Regions from separate parts of the Mus musculus genome. Here region 2 is linked to region 1. The links are chromatin loops, found by intact Hi-C in ENCODE. Cell type or tissue: left cerebral cortex. All regions are shown on one strand.

What was found. Peaks named below come from ENCODE experiments on the same cell type or tissue, not always from the same donor. Only the 100,000 strongest peaks of a DNase experiment are listed, where the experiment ranks them.
Region 2: it touches region 1 in a loop (3-fold over the local background); 8 of 42 quality-filtered maps call a loop at or near these places.

The regions. Positions count from the first base shown.
Region 1 is chr10:63,381,753-63,384,252 of GRCm38, forward strand. It overlaps a transcript of Dnajc12 not described here. Among named protein-coding and RNA genes, the nearest start is that of Dnajc12, 3.6 kb to the right of the region's middle. In left cerebral cortex, a CTCF peak has its summit at 1,158 (motif pointing left); DNase peaks (open chromatin) are centred at 22, 1,094 and 2,055; H3K4me3 peaks cover 1,104 bases; H3K27ac peaks cover 709 bases.
Region 2 is chr10:63,243,433-63,245,932 of GRCm38, forward strand. It overlaps Herc4 (hect domain and RLD 4), which reads left to right and starts at 365. Exons shown (of 25, transcript NM_026101.4): 1 at 365-731; 2 at 1,986-2,016; 3 at 2,390-2,500. The coding sequence starts at 2,468. It overlaps 1700120B22Rik (RIKEN cDNA 1700120B22 gene), which reads right to left and starts at 721. Exons shown (of 2, transcript NR_166111.1): 1 at 455-721. In left cerebral cortex, a CTCF peak has its summit at 1,525 (motif pointing right); a DNase peak (open chromatin) is centred at 336; H3K4me3 peaks cover 1,652 bases; H3K27ac peaks cover 1,147 bases.

The sequences.
Region 1 (2,500 bases):
GTTGTCGCTTGGTTGGTAGGATATGCGTAGCGCTGGAATGCCTGGGTTCCGCCCCTAGCATAAATCCCTAAAGGTGGCACAGACTTGTAATCCCAGTATTGAGGATCATCCTGTGCTACACAGTGAGCTCTAGGCCAGCGTAGGCTATGCGAGACCAGTCTCCAAAACAACCAAACCACACAGAGAAATGACAACGACAACCAAACAGCTTTGAAGAATTATATATATAACTTTTCCTTTGATAGATCCTGCTCTTGGACACTGGTAACTTTGGCAGCAGAACGGAAAGGGATTGTGTCCCATTTTATAGGTGGAGGGATGGAAAGGGGGCAGTTAAAATCTGCTCGCTTCCCACTGGATTTCAGGCCAGAATGGATCAGCAAGGTCCTGAGAACTCAGTGGTGGGGACCAAGTCGGATTCAGACTAATATCACAGAACGTTGGACATGGCTCAGATTGTAAGAGTGCTTGCAAGCAAGGTTGACCATCTAGTGTGATCCACCTGAAGGTTGCCACAACACACTAAAAAACCCAAACAAACAAAAAACAAAAAAACAAAACCACCCAAATATAAACAAACGAAAATCGCAAACTCCCATCGGAACGTTCATTGGTGTCCAGATCCCGGGAAGGGAAACGGTTGCAGGTCATTTCTGGTGCTCAGGGATTGCCTTCCGGACGCCGCTGAGACTTGGAAGAATCTTAAAGGGAAGACGGGAGCTGACACCATTTGCACGGAACTTTGGGGCGCGCTCGGAGGAGACAGGTGGGAGAGGGGTGGATGTCAGTGGGTTGTGGGCTGGCCAATGTCTTGTCTGCTCTCAGAGCTTCTGAGGTTTGTAGTCACTTATTTCTAGGATCAAAGATGAATTTCACGTAAACACCCCTTTTAGCTGACACGCCTAAAAATGCTGAGGCAGGGGGATGGTCTGAAGCTAGAGAATATCCTGGATTAGCAACGTTGGCGCGGGTCTAGGACACAGACGCAAAATCTGCAGCAACTAGAGAGGCACGAGAGTCTCGGAGGCCGGAAGTTCTGGCAGTCCCCGTCGTTTCTTTTATGAAGTAGCGCTATGCCTTATGGGAGTTGTAGTCCAAGAGTGAGCCACACTTACGGGTTGGAGGAGTCTGCACGGTGTTGGACGCCACCTAGAGGTGCTGAGTCTTTCTGCATCTTAAAATCAAAGAGCTTTCAAGTCTATTAATAATTTTTTTTATGTGCGTTTTACTTATACTTTTTTTTTTTTTTTGGTTTTTCGAGACAAGGTTTCTCTGTATAGCCCTGGCTGTCCTGTTACTTATACTTTGAGATACTGTGGTCAATGGTTTGTTGTTTTGAGGCAGGATCTTCTAGCTCCAGGCCTGCATGGAACTTGCTGCAGTCCTCCTGTCTCAGCTTCACAAAAGCAAGGATTGTAGGTAGGTATGAGCAAGCCACAACACCTAGCTTTAGCGTTAGGGTTTGTTTTCTATATCTACCTCTCAGGGGCCTGCAAGATGGCTCAGCTTGTAAAGGCACTTGCCACCATACCTGAGTTTGATCTCTGGGACCCAGAAGAAGAAGGAAAAGAAGAAGGAGGAGGAGGAGGAGGAAGAGAAGGAGGAAGAGGAGAGGGGAAGGGGGAGGGGGGAAGAGGAGGAGGAGAAGGAGAAGGAAACTTTCATAGGCCCGTTCTCTGACCTCCACATTTGTATACCCATCCAAATAAATGATAAAAATATAACAAAATGGATCTATACCTCCAGAAAAGCATAAGTGCAGGTGCACATAGCTATGTAAAATAGGTGTTCAGAGAAGCCAGAGAGTTTTGAGTGTCTTCCTGTATGGATATCCGTCATTTATTTAATTTTGAGATAGGGTATCATTTTATAGCTTGGGCTAGCCTGGTATTCCGTATCCAGACCAGGATGGCCTCGAACTCAGAGATCTCCCAGTCCTCTGCCTCCCCAGTGCTAGTATTAAAGTATGGGCCACCTAGCTTCTTCTCATATTTTGAGATAGCCTCACGATGAGATGAACTTGGAGTGCACGGCTTTGGCTAGGCTGGCAAGCCATCAAGCTCCAGGGATCTGCCTGTCTCAGTACTGAGGTTAGAGACAGTTAATGGCATGGGCAATGTTATCACAGACTCTAGAATCACCAGAAAGATGTGTCTTTGGGCATGGGGGATTATCTTAATTAAATTAATTGAGGTGGGAAAACCTACCTGCCTGCTTGCTGTGGTAGCTAACACCTTGGGAGGACCCCGGACTGAATAAATGGAGAACAGGAGCTAAGAAGTACCATGTGTGGGCTGGAGAGATGGCTCAGAGGTTAGGTGTACCAACTGCTCTCCCAAAGGACCCAGGTTCAATTCCCAACACCCACATGGCGGATCAAAATTGTCCGTAACTCCAAGATCTGACACCTTCGCACAACATCCATGCAGGCGAAACACCAATGCACATAAAATAAAAAATGAATAAATTAAAAGGTTTATTTAAAAAAAATACAAATTGA
Region 2 (2,500 bases), 140 kb before region 1:
CCAAAATTAGGAAAGGTAGAATAAAATTATGAAAAGGCTAAAACCCTCCAAGCAGAAAGACAAACCAAAATGAAATTTTCACTTGTCAACGCCGAAGCATTGTTAAAAACACACGGACAAGAACAAAAAAAAAAAAGAAGAAGAAGAAGAAGAGGAAGAAAGAAAATACATTTGACAGCTTCTAGCCCTAGCCGGCTGCATTAGCGTCTTAGAGCAGGGAACCGCAACACTGCGCAGGCTCCTGGATCAGACGAACCCTGGGAGGTCTCCCGCGCAGGCGCACGAATGGGGAAGTGGGCGGGGTCGCGCATGCTCCCCGGCTCACTTCCGGCCAGCCCCTCCCCTCCCCCCTCCCCCGCGAAACCACCGCCCCTCTCCCTTGTCGCCTGGCTCTCCCTCGTCGCCAGCCTCTCCCTCAGCTCTCTCCACCCCTCGTGGTCTCCGCCCTGCTCACCGCCAGCCCTTCCCCTCCCGCTCCATCCGGGTCGCTGACGGCTTGTCTCTCGGTCCGGAGAGTGCTGGCGGCAGCGTTTCTCGGAGGAGCCTGGGAAAGTTTCACGGGCGAGCCGGGCAGCAGAGGCAGCGGAGCTGCGGTCGGGGACGTCGGAGGAGCCGTGGTAATCGCCGCGGCCGGCTGAAGGAGGAAGGTCTTGGGAGCTGGAGAGCCGCCCAGAGGTCCAGGGAGCGTCCGTCCTCCATCGCTTAGGGCTCTCCCTGCCCTGAGAGACCCGGTGAGTCGTTGCCCCCCGTGGGTTCGGGGTAGTGTGACGGAGGCGAGCTCCGCTGGGGCCTTGGGGAAGGGCGCCAGCGTCCTCAACGTTTTCCGGGGCCGGAGTGGTGCACCGCCCTCGGGGAAAGGGTCTCCCTGGGGCCGAGGCCGTGGGGCTGAGCCCGGTGGGGTGAACCCTCTCCCCGGCTCGCCCATAGGTAGCTGCGGGAGTTTGGCTGGCCGGCCCGTGAGGCTGGGTGTGTGCAGACCATTCCTCTGCCCCGGGCCGCGGGAGCTGATCGTGAGGTGCATGGTCAGAGAAAGAGGAAACCAAACTGCCTTGCGTTCTCCTACCTGTTGCTGGCGAGAGAACGTCTTTCCCATACTGGTTCTGACTTTTTGGAGGAAAAAAAAAAGGGTACCCAAACGAAGCGCATTGAAATCGGAGCTATGTTCCTGTCTGATGCTAGCCTTGAAAACACAGAGAGAGAGATAGGGAAAGACAATGCAGAACTCTCTGGAACTTTCGAGTTTTGGTGTCCCAAACTTTTTCTGATAGGAGTGGAGTGAGACAGCTTCGGCACTTTCTAAATAAACATAAATGCAAGAAAATTATGTTTTGAAACCTCAGATTCAGCGAAAGGAATTTAGGTGATTTTGGACAGCAAGGATAAGACTGACTTCTATTAATGCTTCTTAATGCACCATGCTTTTTAAAGAAATGTAAAGGGTTTTTTTTTTTTTTTTAATGTTAATGGAGGATTCCCTCACTTGTTTGTGCACCATGCGTGCCCGTAGTGCAGGAAGCCAGTAGAGGGCGTAGGATTGATTCCCTGGGAGGAGTTACACACAGAGAGCAGCCATGTGGGTGCTGGGAATTGAATCAGGATCCTTTAAAAGAGACATCTCTCAGCCCCTTAATGTATGTCTTTCAAGCGCAGAAGTTATATAGATTTTCCTATCAAAAGTTAACCCTGCCTCCAACCTGGTCTTGTTTGGAAAAAAAACTCAGCAGTCCTGTGATTGTTTTTCATCTTTAAGTAATTTTCCTAGAGGTATGTATTATAATCACATTGATTTGGTTTTAAAATTAAATTAGTAGAGTGAGTTCTCGACCTTAGCATTTTGACTTATAAAATGGAGTCGATTGTTTGAAATTACGACTTGATAATTTCTAATTTTGTACATAGCTTATTAGTACAAATAATGAGAATAGTCTACTTTAAATTGTTATTTTTTTTCTAAAGTTCCATTATTGTTTTTATTTATGTTACAGATAAGAACTTCCATTTTCTGTTGATGTGGAGGTAGGTATCAGATTGTTCTGTGGGGGACTGGAAGATTATGTTTCTGCAGTTGGCTGGATACTTGCTTGTTTGGGCATTGGACACATGCCTTATTTACTGTTCTCATTAAATGTATGTAAACACGAAAACCTAATTTCATTAGAGTACTTATATAGCAGAGTTAAAGCCAGTTACTGTTTTAAGTTTTGCAAAGAATAGTAGAAGGTGATGTCATTTCCTAAACATTTGTATATGGCCCTTTAAAACTGAGAGAACTGACTGTCACCCCAAGCATATTATAAGTATTAAACAAGTGCAGTCCTCATTTTAGCTTAACACTCGATGAGAGAGCAGCTTGCTTTGAGGTCTTACTAACTTTTGTTTTTCTCCTCAGACATAGGGTACCTCCCAGTTTCCAGTGTTTCAGAAGGGACTTTTGTATTGAAACTGGAAGACCAAGGTCATTCCAAGCATGTTGTGCTGGGGCAATGCATCCTATGGACAA